Linked DNA regions of Homo sapiens: region 1 is linked to region 2. The links are chromatin loops, found by intact Hi-C in ENCODE. Cell type or tissue: heart left ventricle. All regions are shown on one strand. Links, peaks and the distances in the headings refer to the core of each region. The heading gives the core; the rest is flanking DNA.

The links. Hi-C counts contacts between places; a loop is a spot of excess contacts. Peaks named below come from ENCODE experiments on the same cell type or tissue, not always from the same donor. Only the 100,000 strongest peaks of a DNase experiment are listed, where the experiment ranks them.
Region 1: it touches region 2 in a loop (2.5-fold over the local background); 10 of 110 quality-filtered maps call a loop at or near these places.

Annotation. Positions count from the first base shown.
Region 1 is chr12:2,248,969-2,258,871 of GRCh38, forward strand. The region is part of intron 3 of CACNA1C (calcium voltage-gated channel subunit alpha1 C); the gene reads left to right. Among named protein-coding and RNA genes, the nearest start is that of CACNA1C-IT3, 16 kb to the right of the region's middle. RefSeq lists enhancers at 6,473-6,974, 6,975-7,474. In heart left ventricle, for the core only: no CTCF peak of the experiment used is centred there; no DNase peak of the experiment used is centred there; H3K27ac peaks cover 917 bases.
Region 2 is chr12:2,054,151-2,064,053 of GRCh38, forward strand. All of the region lies in intron 1 of CACNA1C (calcium voltage-gated channel subunit alpha1 C), which reads left to right. Among named protein-coding and RNA genes, the nearest start is that of CACNA1C, 6.1 kb to the left of the region's middle. In heart left ventricle, for the core only: CTCF peaks have their summits at 3,231 (motif pointing right) and 3,433; a DNase peak (open chromatin) is centred at 3,251; H3K4me3 peaks cover 3,187 bases; H3K27ac peaks cover 3,401 bases.

The DNA of each region.
Region 1 (9,903 bases), core at 3,342-8,341, 200 kb after region 2:
TAGGCCCTCAGGAAATGTTGGCTATTATTATGGCCATGCTTGACTGGCACCTCAGTTTGATGTAGTGGTTGTCACGTTTCATTTCTAGCGTTCTGAATAGGCTGTCAGTAGAGAGGTAAGGAGGTAAGGACTCTGGGGCCAGACTGCCTTTCTTCAAATCCCAAGCCTGCCACTTAACAGCTCTCTGACATTGAGCAAGTTAATTCATGTGACTGGGCCTCACTTTTCTCATCTGTAAAGTGAGTATGAAGTGACGTATACTTCACTGGGTCATGGTGAGGGGAAGTATGCAAAGCAGGAGTTGGTGAACTGGCGAACAGGCCACATCCGGCCTGCCATCTGCTTTTGTAAATAAAATGGTATCAGAACATAGCCACACGTATCCATTTATGTCTTGTCTGTGACTGTTTCTCTGCAGCAGCAGCAGAGATGAGTAATTGTGACAGAGACTGTCTGTCCTACAAATCCTAAAATAAAATCCTAAAATATTTACTACCTGACCCTTTACAGAAAAAGTTTGTTGCCCTCTGATTGTAAAAGGTTTAAACAGTGTGTGGCACAGAGCAGATGCCAGGTAAATGTTTGCTGTTATTCCTGCTGGTACTCCTCTGCAGTTCGTCACCCCCAACCCTCACATTAGCTCTGTGAAGTGGGCACACAGAGGTGATGATTGTTCCCTGTTTATTGCACCTGGGATTCAGGGGACTCACGTGACCTGTCCAAGGTGAGGCCAGGCCTAAAATCTAGTCTAGGGCTCACTCGGCCGGTGGCTCCGAATCAGTGACATCTGCCTTGCCTTCTCTCTTTTTTTTTTTTTTTTGAGATGGAGTCTCACTCTGTTGCCCAGGCTGGAGTGCAGTGGCGCGATCCTGGCTCATTGCAAGCGCCGCCTCCCAGGTTCACGCGATTCTCCTGCCTCAAGCTCCGCCTCCCGGGTTCACACCATTCTCCTGCCTCAGTCTCTCGAGTAGCTGAGACTACAGGCGCCCGCCACCACGCCTGGCTAATTTTTTGTATTTTCAGTGGAGACGGGGTTTCACCGTGTTAGCCAGGATGGTCTCGATCTCCTGACCTCGTGATCCACCTGCCTCGGCCTCCCAGAGTGCTGGGATTACAGGCGTGAGCCACTGCACCCGGCCTGCCTTGCCTTCTCTTTAGATTCCTCAAGGACAAGGATGCATCAGTCCATCTCCCTGAGGCATGGACAGTGCCTCACAGAGCCCACCCAGTCAGTATCTGCGGAGTTCATTTGTCTTCTGTGCTCCACCTGGCCAGCATCAGCACTGAGCACTCCAGGAAGAGACATTTCCAACCCTGGGCCGTTCACCTCCCAGCACCTGGAGTTGGGAGCACTCAGCTTATTAACAGGGCAGAAACTCCCAGGTTGCACGCACAGCACCGAATCCTGAAGGGCACAGGCCAAGACCCTCTCTCCATCCCGAGACCTTTAGTCAGGATTGTGGGTGTGGTTGATGACAGCTGATATCTGGGTAGCAATTTATGGTTCACTGAACACTTTTACATCCATGATCTCATTTGATCTTCATAGCAACTACTCAGGGGGACAAACTGGGTGATGGCCTACGCTGTAGCTGAAGTGGAGAGAGACTGGCACCTCCTCCAAGGCCATGCGTTAAATACCCACTGAGCCAATGGAGCCCTGGTCATCCATCTCTAATCCAGTGACCTCCCAACCCCAGCCGGCCCTCCTGACTTGATCATTGTGGTGATGCCAGTGCTGTAGCCTTGGGCACTCATTCCATTGTCTAATGACCCTCACTGTCCAATAATTCTTTTTTGTCTGTAATGGAAATTCCACATGCTTTAGGGGTTTGTTCTGCTCTCAGTGGAGATGACGACAAGCCACCCAGAATAATAGCTCTACTTTTTAGTCTTCAGCCTTGAAGCTGTCCTCTCCCTAACCAGCCCAGGCTGGCTCTTCTGTCCTTGTGGGTTTGCTGGAACACAGACCATCCCATCCACCCTGGTGACTTCTACCACATCCTGCACTTAGAGCAACTTCCAGCATGACGCAGAAGGAGGGACAGTGTGTTCTGCGTTGGCTCAGCCCGTCTGCAGAACAGTCATGTCACTTTGGAAGAGCCTGAGTTTGAGAGGGATGTGTGTCTGCTCATATGAATACTTCTTGATCATTTAGTTTCTGTCATCAGTATCTGGGGAGTGGAGAATCGTTGCTGAGGGCTTCTGAAGAGCAGGGGAGAAAATAGATCACGTTGACAGTCAGCATAAGGTCATGGGGGTGAAGGGCAAAGGGAAGCTGAGTTGCTGCTGGACAGTGTGGTCTACTGACATGTCTCCTGGGATCGTGACCATCATGAGGGCAGGCGGTCAATGGCTGGTCAGAGCTATACCCAGCTTTCTAGTACAGTGATCCTAAAGGACATGGCTGAAGCGTGTTGAAATCCTCCTTTGTAATGAAAATTCTCCCCTGCAAGGGGAGAAGTAGCTTCTATGAAATTTCCAGCAGAGGTTTCCAAGCCAGGGAGGTTGAGGTAGGTCAGGGAGGCCGCAGGTGCTTATCTAAGTGGCACTGCCACAGTCTTTGAGTTTCCATTACTGGCCTCCTGGATTCAGTGGAGTCCTGCTAGACGTTGTCATTGCAGGGCAACCAAACCCAGCCCCGGGCCCATGGGAATGAACATACATATCTTCTAATGGTTAGAGAAATAAATTGCTTTATAACCAAAATACCCTTTTGGTTATGTGTCTCTCTTGGAAAAATAATCAGAAACAGCTGCCCTGCAGTTCTCCAGAGAATGGAGTCTTCCTAGTTTCCATGAAGCGAAAATGTTTCGGAAATCAGAACTGAATGAGGCTGGGGCGAGAGGTGGGGCTGAGGATGGACTCCTGGCACCTCCTCTGATTGATCCTAAATCACTTTCTCACTCTGGCCTTCGGTTTCTGCATCTGTTAAGAGGGCTAATGAAACCTGTTTCTTACTGCAACTTGACACCATGAAAATTTAGTCTCTCATCTGCAGCAGGCTTAGGCAAAGTGGCTGGCCACATAAAACAGCTTGAATCCTTGAGCATGGTGGATGGAGTTTGTTTAATGAGTGAAGCTGTGTAGCCCACTCCATGTCTGTCCTACCATTAAAATTTTTATTGTTATTTGTGAAGTATCCACTGGAGTTCAGAAAAAGACTGCACACCACTAAATCAAGTTGGCTCAGCTCCTGCTGCGGTTAAAATGAGTGCTGTAACCCCAATTAATAACGATTTTTTTCCACCAGAGATGGCTGCTTGGATGAATGTATTATTTGCTGGGGGCTCTTGTGGGGCTTGCTTGAAGTGTGTAAATAGTCCGCCTGAAAAAGAAAGTCCAAAAAAGGGCTGGTTTAGACAGAGTGGCCTCTGCAATCTGGCCACAGTCAAAGGCTTCTTCACATCAGCAGCTCTGATACGATACACAAACGTTTGGGTTGTAGGACAGTGTAGAAAGAGGACCCTCTGGGAGGCCAACGTGCTGAGTGGAAGGTGGAAGGACATGGAAAGCAGCAACCGTGCAGCTGAGGCTAAGAAGCCCCGGAGCAGGCTTGGGGGCTTCTTGTGTGAGTCATCATTTGTCCTCCACTGTCTATCAAGAAGCAGGGACAAGAGTTATGCACTTTAAATGTCAAGGTTGCCTTTGTAGGTGGTAGAGGCCTGGTGGGTTCCAGGAGATTATTCAGGTTCTATGTAGAGCAAATTCCAGATCAGATGAAGGTGTTTGTGCGGGGACAGCTGTATGTTTTCTGTTACAGACCTGTTAGGTCAAACCCCTTCTTTCTTTTTTCTAAGCTCTTACTCTTCCCCAGTTTTTACTTCCCAAGACTTTCTTGGGTCCTTCCAAGTCCTCCTTAGAGGATGGCACTTTGCTGGGTCCATGGGTTTAACTTTTTTTTTTTTTTTCAGTCTTTCCCATACATTCGAGTTAGCTTGAAAGTGTTGATGGCCCTCTCCCGCAAAAGGAATATCATTTACTCCCTACCCCTTGTGTTACATGGGCAGGGGAAGGAGGGAGTTTCTAGCTCATGTTCCCGGAAGGGAAGGTATGGCAGGAACACATCCCACTTTTCCCTGTCTCTTTATGCCCTTGTCCCCAGGGGAGAAGTGACCTATCTGACTGGTGAGTTTGGTGTAGCCCCTTCTGGGACTCTCTTTTGAATCCACTTATCCCCAAAGAAGGGTTCACCAAGTTATTGGGACTGATCTGGCCCTGTGGGGAAAACCTGTGATGGTCTCACCTTCTGGCAGGGTAAGTACATTTAATAGTGGTTGAAATATTAGGAAGTCCTTCGAAGCCCGTCTAAGCCACTTCCTCCATTTTATAATTTGTTTCTAATCAAGCTTTTGGTTTGATTTAATCTGTGTGTCCTATATCTTACTTCTTAATTGGTTCTGAGTTTATAAGGGGCAGAAAGGATGATTATTTATTGGCTGCCACCCAAAGGCTTAGAACTCCTCCTTGGTCATTGACTGATCCATGTGGAAGGCTCTCCAAGCAGCTCTGGGTACAGTGGAGGCCAAACATATGTGCATACTTTTCCCCACCAGGGTACTATTTGCAAGTCATTGGAACCTAAGTCCGTGGCTTCTGTTTTCTAAGAACATCTGCTGTGGAAATGCTATTCTTTTCCTCTTTCTTCATCCCTGAAATAATGATACCTTCCTCGCAGGAGGGTGTTGAGGATTAAATAAAATCAAGCACATTCACACACGTAGGTAGTCAGTAAATGTCAGTTTCTGCCTCTCCGTCCATCCACTGGTAACCTACATTGTTTAAGTAGCGCTTACCACTATTCATTCTGATGTCCAAAGTATGCCTCTCATGTTGCAATGGAAGATTTCTTCTATCTCATTGGGAGCACTTAATAACCTTTAATACATGATGTGAAAACCTTCTGTCTCACATGCCTGATTTATGGGATCACTGGAGAGAGAAAACTTTGAAACCAACAGGGAAGTAAGGGATGCGTACTGAGTGGGAGAAGCAACAGTACTGGGATCCAGGGGAGGGCTGGATGGGAAGGGCTCAGTCATGGATAGGACTGAGGGTGTGCTGGTGAGCCTGGAAGCCATCACTGGGTGACCAACCTCACCTGGGCACTTCTTAGTTTGGATGTGCCTTATTTAAAGTAAAACTTGACACAGTCCAGAAAAACTCGCAATGCAAAAACAACTCACTTTTCTGGAGCTTTACTGTGTGTGCCCAGCACTGTGCTCACCACTCGAGAGCCCCTAGGCAGGCACCCTCCCTCCAGTTGTTCTCAGGGAGTGGGGTGGAGAGTATCAGTACAGAGGAGAGCCTCAAACGACCCCAGACTCTGTCTGTCAGTATGCTTCTGGAGGATGTAGGCTGAGTCTTATCTTCTCAACCGCCAGTTGTCTGTAGTGGCCCTTCCATTTCATGTCTTCCTTAGACACATACTCCAGTCTGTTGTTTTGAGTGTTGGCTGTGAACTCTGTAACCCTGTATTTTCTGTTTTCCTCTTAGTATGAGAACGAAGGTGTGGGCCCGGATTGCCCCATTACTCTTGTGTCCTGTGCACCTTTTGTATCGTGCTGCGGCAAACTGGCACAGGGGATGTCAGCTCCGCACCCTCTGCTGTGGATTGTCCAGGGTCCAGGCTTCCCCTTCCTACTGCTCACCCCTGTCCCCTTTGCTGTTAACACCTGCCCGTGGGATAAGGGAAAAGAAAAAAGCCACTCAAACTACTCCATTGTGAGATTTGCTATGGAGTCAGGGCTGAAGTGGGGTTGGTTGACTTGCAGAATCTGTGAATGGGGGACGATATATGTTGAGAAAGTGCCTGGGTGATTCTGATACGTCCCATCTACACTTTGAGAACTACAGGTTCATTACCACTGCCAAGAAAAAGATCTTTTCATATCCCCCCGTCCTCTCTTCACTTGGATGGCAGTTGAGTCTCTGAAAGAGATTCATCCCGAAGGTCTTTTAAGTGAAGAGAGGCAAAGCTTAGCTTAGTATTTCCTTTCTGAAGAGCACATACCCCTGTGTAAAATTGAGGAGCAACAGCCTTAAATGGAAGCAGCTGTGATTCCCCGCCCCTGTGAAGGGGCTGTGGCCCTGCAGATGCCACGGCTGTGGATGCGTAGAGCTTGGGTACCCTCCCTGGCTTCATGGCTGACCTGCTGTGTGACCTTGGGCAAGTCAGATTTCCTCTCTGTTTGCCATCTGCAAAATATGGATACAGACCCGTGCTCCCTCCTGGTTTTACTGAGGTACTGTGAGAGCCAGTGAAATCACGGTTATGGGATGCTCAGCATTCTGCTGCAGAAAAAAAAAAAAAAAAAACCTAGTTACTAGGAAAGCACCATTCCCCAGGTGTGGGAGTTCTCAGTACCTGTGTGGAGTTTGCTAACAGACCTGGGGTCATTCGGGGTGTGACAGGCAGGCCCTCTCTCCTAGATCCAGGTCCATTTACTAATGTCCTTGCCCATCCATGCCTGCAAGAAGGAAGAGATGTCTGAACTGCCAGGAGGTGGTGGCTACAGATGGTCCCTGGCACAGCAAGAAGGCAGTGCCAATCAAAGGAGGTCGGCCTCTTCAATTAGAACTCTGAGCAGATGGGGCTGAGGCAGCCAGAAGGGGCACTTCCCAGTTTACTAAGTGTGTGACAGTAAGCTGGTGGCCTTCAGAAGACCAGGAGGGTCACCTGGTTCATTTCCTTTCTGGAAGGAAGGGCAGTGTTTAGGATAAGTCAGATGAGATTCCTCCTCATTGGACAGATAATAAGCTTTATTGTGAGTTAAGCAATATGCTTGGCCCTACGGATATCACATTAAACAAAATAGACCTGACCCTGACCTTACTAGTTTACAATCACACGATCCTGACCTTACTAGTTTACAATCACAGGATCCTGACCTGACTAGTTTACAATCACACGACCCTGACCTGACTAGTTTACAATCACACGACCCTGACCTTACTAGTTTACAACCACACGACCCTGACCTGACTAGTTTACAATCACACGACCCTGACCTGACTAGTTTACAATCACACGACCCTGACCTGACTAGTTTACAATCACACGATCCTGACCTGACTACTTTACAATCACACGATCCTGACCTTACTAGTTTACAATCACACCTCCTGTTTCTTGCCACTTGCACACAACTCAGGGATGGGGTAGGAGGAGGAATATCATAAATGCAAATTCCTGTGCCTTACACTGGAGCTACTAGATCAGACTACCTGGAGGCTAAGCCCAGGAATCTACATTTTTAACAAGCTTCATAGTTCAGCCTTGCACATATTAAATTTTGAGAACTGGTTACTTCTCCATCAATGCATGGGGTAATCAGTCACCTTGGGCACATTGGTGTCTTAAAAATGACTTAAACACATAATTGGAACTGTTTTGCTAAGTCTAGCCTGTGTCTACGTTGCTAGAAAAGCCCTTTTTCCCCTTATTCTGATGGTATAGAAGAAAACAACTGCTTAAATCAAATGAATTAATGTGTTGATTGAGCTTTCATTACCTGTCTAGCTTCATGCTGTTTGGAAAATAAATATAAAAGCTATAATCCTGGCCCCTGATGAGCGTACAGGGTTCTTGAGTTGATAAAACACACCAGTTAACCAGTTAGAGATGACGAGAAGATGGTGCAAGATTAAGAGCCAGGACGTAAAGCAGATGGCGCGTTTCCAGGGGTAGAGAAATGAGGACATCGGCAGGTCAGCATTGCAGCCACATCCTTTCTAGCCATCCTCAGATTCCAGCCTAATGATCAGTTGTAAACTCCTAAAGAACTTAAAAAAAATCCTGGAAAAATTCAGGAGATTCAGGGTGTAGTATAGGAATCTGTTTGATTAAAACACTCCACAGGTGATTCTGATGGGTGTTTCCAGGTTTGGAAACCAGCATGCTACCTTTTAAAATAGTAAATGGATTAGTTATCTCTTTTTTAGAGGGGGCATGAGAACAACAGTTCCTTTATCCATTCTTCTATTACACCAGATATGTTACAGTTGCACTCAAAAATCGTGGTGACTCAACACAACAGAATGTAAACCCAATCAGGACGGGGGTGGCTCTGCTCCATATTGTAGGGGACCAGGGCTTTGCTGTCTTCGTTGGTGGCTTTCCAGGCCTCCCTGGGTGTTAACATCCAGCACTCAGACAGTCACAGAGGAATGAACACAGTTGTTTGTAATGGCGGCCAAGATCGTCCAGGCCCGGAAGTTGTGACTATCACTTTCACTGACATTTCACTGGCCAGAAGTCAGCCATGGGCCACACCTGTCTCCAAAGGAGGTTGAGAAATGTAGTCCAGCTGAGTACCCTGGAGGACGGGACCAGGCTGTGGTGGGACAGTTCAGTCTTCTCTAGCACAGCGGTCTCCAACCTTTTTGGCACCAGGAATCAGTTTCGTGGAAGACAATTTTTCCATGGAGGACCGAGAGGGGATGGTTTTGGGATGAAATTGTTCCACTTCAGATCATCAGGCATTAGATTCTCATCAGGAGCATGCAACCTAGATCCCCAGCATGCACAGTTCACAATAGGGTTTGCTCCCATGAGAATCTAATGCTGCTGCTGATCTGACAGGAGCTGGAGCTCAGGCTGTAATGCTGGCTTGCCCACCGCTCATCTCCTGCTGTGCAGCCTGGTTCCTAACAGGCCATGGACCGGTACCTGGGGGCTGGGGACCCCCGCTCTAGCGTGTTCCCTTCCTCTCCAAGTCTTTAAGCATTTTCATTGATCTCTTCTCCTCCAGATTCTCCCAGGTTCTCAAGCAGTGAGGTTCCAAACTAAGGTTTAACTCTCTAGTCTTCAGAATGTTCTTTTCTAACTGTTAGAACTGCAAAGACAGCCTTGAAATGGTATATTCTTTATACCTGTTGCCTCCACTTCACTTGGTCTTACTGTTAGGTTTAACCTTAGGAAATCACTGATATTTTTTGACCTACAGAAGCGGCATTTTCATACAAGTGAATGCTACACTCTCAACTTGATTGAAGAGCACCCTCAATCTGCCTTCAGCACGTGCACTCCCACTCTGCAGTAGGCAGAGGTTTGAGAACCAAGCCAAAGGAAAGAGAAGAGGGAGGCAGAGTTTCTTTGTACTACATCTCATCACCTGCTGTGTTTGGGGTCTGCCCTGTCCCACCATAGTAAAGCTCATATCCCACCTCTTCCTGAAACCTTAATAATGACATCTTATTTCTGGTTATTTGCCAGAAGCTTTCACACACATGATCTCATTCATTGCTTTGAGGAATTCGCTTGTTTCCGCCTCTCAATTTATGAGATAATGAGAGTTATGTAATAATTCCCTTCTTCAGTTTAACTGCCAGGAAACTTAGGCCAGCATTTGTGATTAGTCAGAATAATTTTACTGTGTGTTTTTGGTTGGTATATATTGTTTTAAAATATGTATTTTACTCATTAATTTTTGAAAACTCATTTTTTCCTCAAGTTTTTTTTTTAAATGTGAAATTTTAAAAATCTCAAGTTCTTAAAAAATGATGTGGGATAAAACAACTAAATTTAATTATATCATCGTCTTTGGAGGACGGTGTTATCTTCATCTTGCATATGTAGAACCTGAGGTCCATAAAAACCAATTTTCCGAGCCCATAAGGCTCCTCAGTGGGGTAACTGGGACTGGGTTTCCCAACCAGATTTAATCCAGGGCCCCTTCTGCTGTATCAATGCTGCCCTTCCAGACTGTCCCTTTCATCATCACTTTAATCTCTTCCCTCTCGATTTCAGATAACTCGTATTTTAAGACGCCTGAATATTTTCTATCTTATTATTGTAGATATGTGAGCATCAGCTCCTTAAAGTTACCGAATATTTCTGATCAAATTCTGGTTATTTTTGTCTCATTAAAATGAATATTTAAGTTTTCAGGAGAGAAGAAG
Region 2 (9,903 bases), core at 234-5,233:
GCGCTCCAGGTGGCGGGTGGGGGCGGCGGTGCAGATGTGAAGCCCAGCGCGCCCCTCTGGTTCCCCCTCTGTAGGTCCCCTTCTTCCTCTCTCCCTCCCTCCTCCGCCGCTCACCTACACCCACCCACCTCTCCACTGCTGTTGACCCCGAGCGCGCCCACGCCGCGTGTGTTCTCATTCGCACCCACATGTGGGCTAGCACCTGAGGATGGAAGCGGCGAGGAGCCGGGCGGTGTGTGGGCTTTGCTGTTTCGTGTTTGAAGGAGATCATGAAAGGGTGTGCCTGGCTCACGCGGCTCCATACTATTGCCCAGTGTTTTCCGAGCATCTCCATCCTTGGCCGCGAGTGTCACCAGCTCCCCCTGTGATGGTGAAAGGCAGTCAGGTAACTCCCTACTTCCTGGAAACTTTCTCCCTCACCGCTCTCCCCCCATATTAACAAGTTGTTTTCTTGGACGTTGCTTAGCATTTAAGGTTTTGGGGACGGGGGGTGCAGACAGGGTGGTCCAGCGGGGCTTTCTGGCAACCTCCAGGCATGACATCTCTTTCTTCTCGCCACTGCTCTGTCTCTTTGGGTGTAGTCTCTCCCTTTTCTCTCCCAGTTCCCAGAGCCTCCCTGTTTGCACTCTTCCTCTTCTCTTCCCCTGAAAGCCTATCTGTCACTGCTGGTCTCTGTTCCTTCCCTGGGTTCTTCCCAGTGATCCTCTGAAGACCAGCCTGGTGGAAGGAGTTGTCTCCAGGTCTTTTTGTCCAGCTTTTTCCCTCTGTTTGCTCCCAGCTCCACCTTTTGGGGACAGGGCCTTCACTCTTTAGAGCCAGAAGCTGCCATCCAGCCTGCCTGGTCTCCATCTATCCTGAAACCGATTTTGGGGCCAGTCTTCTCTGCTTTCCAGCATGGGTGGCAGCTTGGGGATTGTGGCCTCCTTTGGAAGAAAGAATCTTGTCAAGGGTCATGGGTTCTAGGGTGAGCCAGAGCTTTGGGGTCACAAGGGCAGTATCCATGTTTGGATTTCTCTACTGTTGACCCCATCCCTCACCTGATCCCCTCTCCCTTCTGTAGCTGATGGGCTAGTGAATGGTTTAGGAGGGAAGGAGTGAGACACAAAAGAGGGTGGTATTTGTGAAGAGTGGGGATGCAAGATGACTCCCCTCCAGGTTCTGAGACTGCGTGCTTTACCCACCTCCTCAGTCTAAGCAGCATTGAAGAGGAGAGCTCTGTAGTATTGCCCTAAGTATCACTGTCAATGGCAATGTACTGTGGTAATAATAGTGATTATTCACCTTATTCACAGGATGATAATCTTAACTAGTTTACAAGGTCTCCTCTTAGTGCAGGATAAACCCCTTCTGAACCCATTTCCTTACTCTGGTTGTTTTCTTTGGCCCCTTTGCCTCTCAGCATCTCCCTGCTGTATGCTGGGAGCAGACATTAAAAGTAGGAGTGCCAACCCCAGAGAGGTTCCTGAGAAAGGTAGAGGGGAAGGGAGCAAGGGAGCCAGCGGCTGAGAGCTCTACCTTTCCAGCAACATGCCAGCAAACGCTATGGCAACCTGAATTCCAGTTCTCTCCCTTGAAGCTGCAGTGATTATATAATTCATGGGAGCAGTTTTGCCTCCATTTCTAGATGCGGTTCCCAGGTGGAAGAGCACCAAGATCCCTGTCTCCCCTCTACTCTCCATCTTCTCTTCTTTAGTTGGTTGGCATTGCCGAGGTTGTTGGGGTAGGAGAGGGGAGGAGGGTGGTGGAGGTGGGAAGGGCAGACCTAGAACAGAATGAATATTGACAAGGAAGAGGTTGCTGTGGCTAATCACTAAAGGGGGCGGGTGAGCCATCATAGGGGTTAGAGTTTCAGGAGACAGAAGAGGAGTCTAGGACTGCCTCAGAAGATCAGTAATGGTGACGAAACAAAGAGTCGAGAACCAAAAAAGTTGTCAGTGGCGGGGGCTGTGCATTCCTCTCTTCCCGACATGCTCTGAGATGTGGAATGCACCAGTCCTTGCTCCCTCACCTTTTCCGTGGAGTGTGTGCATGTGTGAGTGTGTGTGAGTGTGTGTGTGTGTGTGTGTGTGTGTGTGTGTGTGTGTGTGTTGAGGGTCGAACTGGAGACTGGAGGTCAGTGCCTGGGAACAGCCTGGAAGTTCATTGAAGGACCAGCTTCTGACCCTGGGTTTCAGGCTGGGGTGGCACACTCAAGCCTTGCCTCGCCTCTGGTGCCCTGTCTGCTCTGGGCCTGTGCCAGCCTCCCACTTTTCTGGGCCGATTTTCTATTGCAGGCTCCAGCTAGCAAATGAGTGTCTTAATAGTCAACCATTGAACAAATAAAACACCAGAATGTCCCTTATCTGCTAGAGACAAGGCAGAGGGGAGAAACATGTGTTTGGGGAGTGCAAGACACACTGTGCTTTTCTTTTAACTACTTAGCGATTCAGCAGAATAAGAATCACTGTAATAAGGTAATAATAATAATGATCACAGTTAACTTTCTTTACAAATGGTCAGAGAACAACATTGCTCGCACATCAGCTTGAGCAGGTTAAAGAAAGCTGTGGCAATAGCTTTGCTTTTTCTTGATCCTGCATGGAGAAAACTGGAGGAAAGGGGCTATTGGAGTTCATCATATTATTCCTACTATTGGTCAGGCACTTTTTAGTGTTTTAGAATATGACAATATATTAAAAAGAGTCAATTTTTCATTATTTCCATAGAATACACACTAACAGTATTTAAGTGTGTGTGTGTATACATACACACATGGAATAAGGAAAAGCTATTTTAAATAGATCACACGAGAGGCTAATGCCCTTCAGGGACCTGGGGTGTTGAGAGAGAAGTATTGATAATGCAGTCTCCTAAGACTGTTTAAAGATTTCTTCTTCATAGTAAAGGGAGACTTGTTCTTACAGGTAGATGCTGCAGGCACAGTGCTTTGTAAATGAAATGATGAGCCGTTAGCCCCGTGGGACCATCTCTCAGTCTTGGCAATGACCTAGGTCTCTTCAATTTGTTCTTCAAATAAAACTGCTTGAGTTGGGTTCTTCTGTAAGACCTATCAAAGGGATCCAAGGAGCATACTGACTGGAGATTTCGAGGCCCTGCTCATCTTGGGATCCCTGCTTCCTAGTACAGGCCGCTGCTCAGTCCAGGGCCTCGATGCAAGGCTGAACAAATAAATGTCTGCGTGAATGAATGAATGCGACCTGGCCAGACCTGCAGTAGATGTGGCTTCTGCCTCTTCCAGTAGGTGGCGCCACAGGGCTTAGGAGTCAGGAAAGGGGCTTCAGGGTCCGCCTGGTGATGAAAGGTGTAGGGGGAGTTTAGAGCTTGTGACCTGTTGGGGCTGTGCTGCTTCCATCAGGCCCACACCTGCCCCGGCACAGGTAACCCAAAAGACCAGTGTGTCTCCGTGCCGCCGCACACACTGGAGGCCCTCGCGGCATCACTGAGGGACCCAGGTCCCACAGTGACCTCTCCACCCTGTTGTAATGAGAACTCCTTTGGAGCCCACCCAGTCCGTCGCAGGCTCTTCCCACAGACGTCTGTTCCCTTCCAGCACAGACAGCATCCCGCCGAGCCTGGAGGAAGCCTTTTGGGTGAATCGCTGAACTTGGTATGGCCAGATGTTAATTTTCTCCCTGATTTTTCACTGATGGTTTAGTAACCAGAGGGCCCGGTGGTGCCCAAGCCCAGTGGAGCATGGGGTGACCTGAAGCATGGGATCTGGGAACCCAGACCTGTGCAGTCACAGAGCTTGCCAGCCAAAGGCAGGAGGACATTTTCCTAACTTTAATAGGGAAAAGAACACAAAAACAACTGGGTGCACTTCACAGTTGATTTCCGTTTATGAGTCTGCCTGGATCTCCTGCTGGGTAATGGCAGAAAAGCTCAGGAGACCCAGGTTAGGAAGTAACTGAGATTTGTTCTAATTTCCAGTGATGTTTTCCAGCGCCTGGCATTTTCTTTTCTATTCCTTTCTTCACTCGGTTTTCTTAGTTGTGTGGCAAGTTCCATGAGGTCTGAGAAGCCCTTGGCACTGTGCTAAGAAGGGGTGAGTGGCTGGCAGCACTTTCTTCCTTTTACAGTAATTCCTCCCGCCTGATACAGCAGCTGTTTGTTCTGTAGGAGGTACAGGTCAGCCGGCGTCATCTCACCTCTTCCTTGCTGGGACCCTGAAATCAGTGCTGAGCATTCAGATTTAGCAGACAATTTTATTTTCCAATATGGACTACAGAAAGCTGATAGACTGTTTGCGAAACACCTGGAGACTTAACAACAAGCCTAATTAACAAAATAATCACACTGATTTCATCTGTTTCTAGATTCCATCCTCACAGTTGCCTAGGTTAATGTTGGGCACTGTGGAGGAGAACAGAAGATTGGTTTTAAAAAAAAAGGCATGGGGAATTGTTTTGCAACATATCAGGTGCCAAATATTTAGGGACAGAAGTGCTAAACATTCTGATAATGAAATAACACTCTGAGCCATGGCTGTCATTATTAAAATAATTTAGTAAACACCTGTTTACATGTACCTCAAGGTTAGATACCACGTAAAACAAGTAAAAGTGACAGGATCCCTCGGGGAAAATGGAATGGAATGTTTTTCGGTGTCATTTCGAAGCCGGGTGTGTAGACTTAAACTGAACCCACTGCAGAAAAAGCAAAATGGAAGGCTGAAATAATGAATGCCATCATTTGAACTGAAACCTGGGCACTCCAGAAGAGCTCTTCTCTGTGTTTTAATTCCTAGATGGGGTGCTTATTTGCTCAAGACCAGGCTTTCCTGAGCCTGTGTAGACACGGGCCTGGAGCAGGTAGACAGACCCTCTTGGTTTCTATAGTTGAGGCACCCCTGGAGGCAGCTGTTTATCATGGCAGGAAGGGAAGTGGATGCATTCTCTACTGCCCCCTTTCCCCTGCCGAATTCAGGCAGGACCCGCGCAGGTCCCTGGAGAACCTTGCTTCAGTGCTAGCTGTGTGTACCGTGTGGGCAGGACCCCAGCTGGGAGATGGGGAGCCCAGGATGACCCCACAGAAAAGCAGAGCTGTGAGATGGCTGGAGCCTCCGAGAGCTGAGATGCAGAAGGTGAGGGGAAGCCAGAGGAGCCCCAACTCCCTAGGGTGTCTGGGAGGGTTTGGGGAACAAGGTCATCAGGGTAGTCAGTTACTCCTTGTGGAGCTGAACTGAATTTAAGTTGGGATTGTAGGGACTGTAGGAGAGAAGTTTGGGCCTGGAGCTCAGGAGTCGGACCGAGGTTGAAAATAGACCCTTCCTTCCCTGGAAGCCGAGGGAACTAGAGGAAGGGTTCATCTGGCTGAAGCAGAGGGTGAGGAAAGCGGGGGTTAACTGGCAAGAAACCCAAACCTCTCAGCCCCTCCCCTCCCCAAAACCCCACAGAACAGTTCTCTGCAAAACACCTTCACTTTAAAATGGGCTTCTTGTGCTATACCCTGTGTGTATAGGGGGCAAGGGGCTAGGCTCTGGTTCGTTAAAGGGTTTGTCAAACATAGAATAAATGTAATGTCTCTTTGGGAATTTACTTTCTAGGATCAGGACATTTTATGGGTAAAGGAACCTTAGAGACAATCCTCATTTCCAGTTGAGAAAACAGAGGCCCCTAAAGGTTCATGGAGGCAGGGATGTAACTAAATACAAGGTCTTCAGTCTCTTCATCCTCCTGCCTGTACCACACTTGGTGCTGGCCCCCTGAGAGAGCATTGTTAGTGCTTCTGGCTAAATTTTGCTTGGTAGATCTTTCAACCTCTCTATTCTTCCTCCCCCTGCCTCCACCTTTGTACTGCCTTAAAATAATTTCTGCGATGTTAGATTTAGGAATGGAGTTGGAAGGGTGGGGTGGGGGAAATCTATCATTGGAAAGGTTTAAAAACACTTTCTTAGGCTACAGAGTAGAAGTTCATACATGTCCACAAGAAACTCCTGCAAAATTCAGATCACGATTTTGTCTGCAAACAGATCTGCCTCTAAGCCTTTTTTATTTGCTCACTTCCTCTCGGCCCCAATCTAGGCTTGTTTCAGCCCCTTTGCGAGAGTGGGATGGGGATGGGAAGCCGGGCTGTGCTGTGGGACTTCCCTGGTGAGCTGCTGGGATTCTTCATGGACCAGCTGGCATTACCAGTAGCTGGGGTATAGACACACAGATCAGCCCCAGGGTAGAGACTGTGAGACAGGCTGCCACAGACTCCACCTGAGCTGGGCGACCAAGGGCGTCTTTCTGCTCCCATGTCAGGGTTGGTCTCCTAGGACCCCCGGCCTACTCCCAGGAGACATTCCCAGCAGTGGTGGTAGACTCAGCCCATGGAAGAGAATCACTAGGACCTGCCTCTGACATTCCCATCTTCCTTGAAGTGTTCATTGGCTGACTTGTTTCATACTCTTTCAAGTCATCTCTGAGAAACTGGAAGGCCTCTGAGGCTGACTCGGTCTAGCTTGAAGACGGAGGCATGAGCCAGGCTCATGCTTAGAGATGTGGCTTTTGAGTTCCCTGGAGGAAGCCATCATTTCAGAACATAGTGTTGTGATAATTTCATGAAATATTCAAGCTGCCAATTTGCCAACAGGGGTTTCTTTTAATACACTCGGCTACACTTGGTGTTGCCCACTTGAACCTAGCTAAAAGGAAAATAAAATAATCTTGTCTCCTGTCCTTTAGAGAACCAAGCCAAAATCTAGACAGTGAATGAATGTTCTTCTCCATATTGCCTGTGGGCAGAAATGTTGACTTGAGTACTCAATTAAGCTCTATTTACTTTATAACCATTGTGTCATGTACAGTCATTTATATTCCTTTCTTTCTTCCAAAATAATCTACGTTGGGCTAAAACCTTTCAAAGACATTAACAAAAGTAACAAAGTAAATAGCTAAAGAATAAATAAGGCTGTAGGCTAGAGAAATGACTTGGGTCTTGGGTCACATTCTTTGACTTCATCTCTTTCTCTGAGAGTTCAGAAGGAATCAAATCCCTTTTTTTTTTTTTGTCTGTAAAGTGGAGATAATAATCCTTAGCCAATTCACTTCGCAGGGCAGCTGTGAGGATCCAAATAGGAGAATGAGTGTATATCGCTGTTCAAACATCAGCTACTCTTATTCTCCCCATCAGCGAGCAGAGCACCAGAGTTTGGAAAAGCAACGCCATGAAGTAACATTCACAGCATTTCAAACAACTTTGGAGGTGTTGTGGGAGGGCTGACATTATTCAATATTTTAAAGGTGAAAATGTAAAACAAAGAGAAACCAGAGTCTGAGGTGGTCTGGCTGATACCAGAATAATCAGGGAGGAAGTGAACCATTGGTTGAGATGGGCCTGGTATTTTGCCCTCCAGAGAGTCTAGGAGCCTGTGGCCAGTAGGCTCCCAGGACGGTGGAGCCATGTGCACTGCTGGCACTGCTGCTGTTTCCAAGCTGAGGGTGAGGACATGGGGATGCAGGGTATCCGACGCCTGGCAGCTGTCCACCTGCCATGCTGCTGTCCCCTCACTGCCACCACACATGGCTGCCTGGCTTCGGCCTCAAGTCCAAAGCCACGCTGGCCTGAAGTCCTTTCATGGCCTGAAAATAGGGCCATTGAGGGCAGGAAGAACACCACCTGGGCAACCAATGTCTCCTCACTTTTGAACGTGAATTCCCCAAACCTAAACCCAACTTCCCAGTACAGGAGGACGGGCTGGAAAATAAAACTTTGCTTCAAAAGTAAACTTTGGGTTTGGAAAATAAACTTATTTATTTTTCATAGCCAAAATGTTGCAGGTTTGGAGATAGAGGGGACAGTTCTGTGTAGCTCCCTAAGACACTGATCAAAATAGGAAAGAGCTTTAACATTATAGTCTAAGTGACAGGATTAGTTTTAGTTTCCCAAAGCAAAAATAATCCCATCATCAAAAAGTATGCTGGGAAACTTTCGCACTTTCGCATTTGTTTGCACCTTGTTCTACCCCCAGCTCTGGTCCTGTGATCTGTGGAGCCATATATGTTTTAATTTTTCTCTAAAGAAAAAAAGCTGTATTGAGGTATAACATCTACCTTGTTATAATTTTAAAATAGAGCAAGAGTAATAGCCACCATTTATTGAATGCCTAGCATGTGTTAGACAATGTTCTTGGTGCTTCATGTGCTTAATATGTTTTATCCTTACAGTAATCCTACCACGTGGGTTTTAATTATATTTTTTAGATAAGGAAACTGAGGACCAAAGTCTTAAGCAATGTGGCCACAGCCACCCAGACAGTGTTGGGGCTGGGAATTAAATTCAGGTCTGTCGGACTTTCAAAACATTTGCTCTTTCTGTTACTTCTCCCCATGGAGAACAGTAGAAAGAGAAACCCACTATCTCTCTATCCTGGGAAAATGACCTTGTCCTTGCCTTCTGGAACCTGGCTTAGATTTGCCTTGTGGAAGCTCAGAGCTGGAATCCTTGTTCTTACTTGATGGCTGCATGTTGTCGTGGTACCCCGCCTCCCCTCCTGGTCCCGTCCTCTGGCTTTCTTTCCCCTTATTCCCAGGGTTTCTGCCAGGGCCCTCCTTGCTTCTTCACATCTCCTCACAGGCCTTCACAGACCACCTAGGTCAGTACACCTTGTCTCCCGGGGGACCCATTTGTGGCATGGCCTTGCTTCACCACCCATTCTTGGAATATTTCCTCAGTCACTCCCTCCAGGAAAATAGACACTCTCCATTCTCAAACGAGATTCCCGTGAGTCCCGGGGACCATCCCTGTAAGCTGAGCTCTCCAGACTTCATGCATTATTTATTTATTTATTTTGAAATAGCAGCTTTGTTGAGGTATAATTCGCATACCGTAAAATTTACCCTTTTGATGTGTATGATTCAGTGGTCTACCTACTTCCCCAATATTTTCATCACCCGCAAAAAATACCCTTTACCCATTGGTAGTCACTTTTCATTCCCCTCTCTCTCCAGCCCTTGGCAACCATGAATTTACTTTTGTCTCTATGGATTTTCATGTGTTATTGACAGCAATAATAATTCCTTTTTTTTTTTTTTCCTGAGGTGTAGTCTCGCTCTGTCACCAGGCTGGAGTGCAGTGGTACGATCTCGTCTCACTGCAACCTCCGACTCCCTGGTTCAAGCGATTCTCCTGCCTCAGTCTCCTGAGTAGCTGGGACTACAGGCACCCACCACCATGCCTGGCTTATTTTTGTATTTTTAGTAGAGATGGGATTTCACCATGTTGGCCAGGATGGTCTCCATCTCCTGACCTCTTGATCCACCCGCTTGGCCTCCCAAAGTGCTGGGATTACAGGCGTGAACCACTGTGCCCAGCCAACAGCAATAATAATTCTACAGTTGGAGTTTGCTGTGTAGTCTGACTGTTGATAACATATCTCACAAATTTCAGACCTAGATAGGTCATGACAATTTACATGATAAATGATGACATTGAAAGGAAGCACGTGAAATTAGGGAGCTGGCTGTCATTTGGAGGTGGGATTAAGCGTTTTCTTTCAATTATACAAAAAAGTGGTTTTAGCATTTTTCAAAGGTATCTTAGCATAATGTCTTCAAGGTTCATCCACGTTGTACCATGTGTCAGGACTTCGTTCCTTTTTATGGCTGAATAGTATTTCATTGAAAGCACACGCCACATTTTGCTTATCCATTCTTCTGTTGATGGACACTTGCGTTTTCACCTTTTGGCTATTGTGAATGGTGCTGCAATGAACACCAGTATTCAAGTATCTATTTGAATCCATTTTTAGTTATTTTGGGTTTACCTAGGAGTGGAATTGCTGGCCCTGCAATATGACTTTTTAGCTTTAAGAGCCCACTTCCTTGGGTAGTGCCCCAAATTTGAAGCCCACGTAGATGAGACTACAGCATTAGGAAATCCTATTGTGTCAGTAGTGAGGGTTTGGTATTTAGTCTGGGC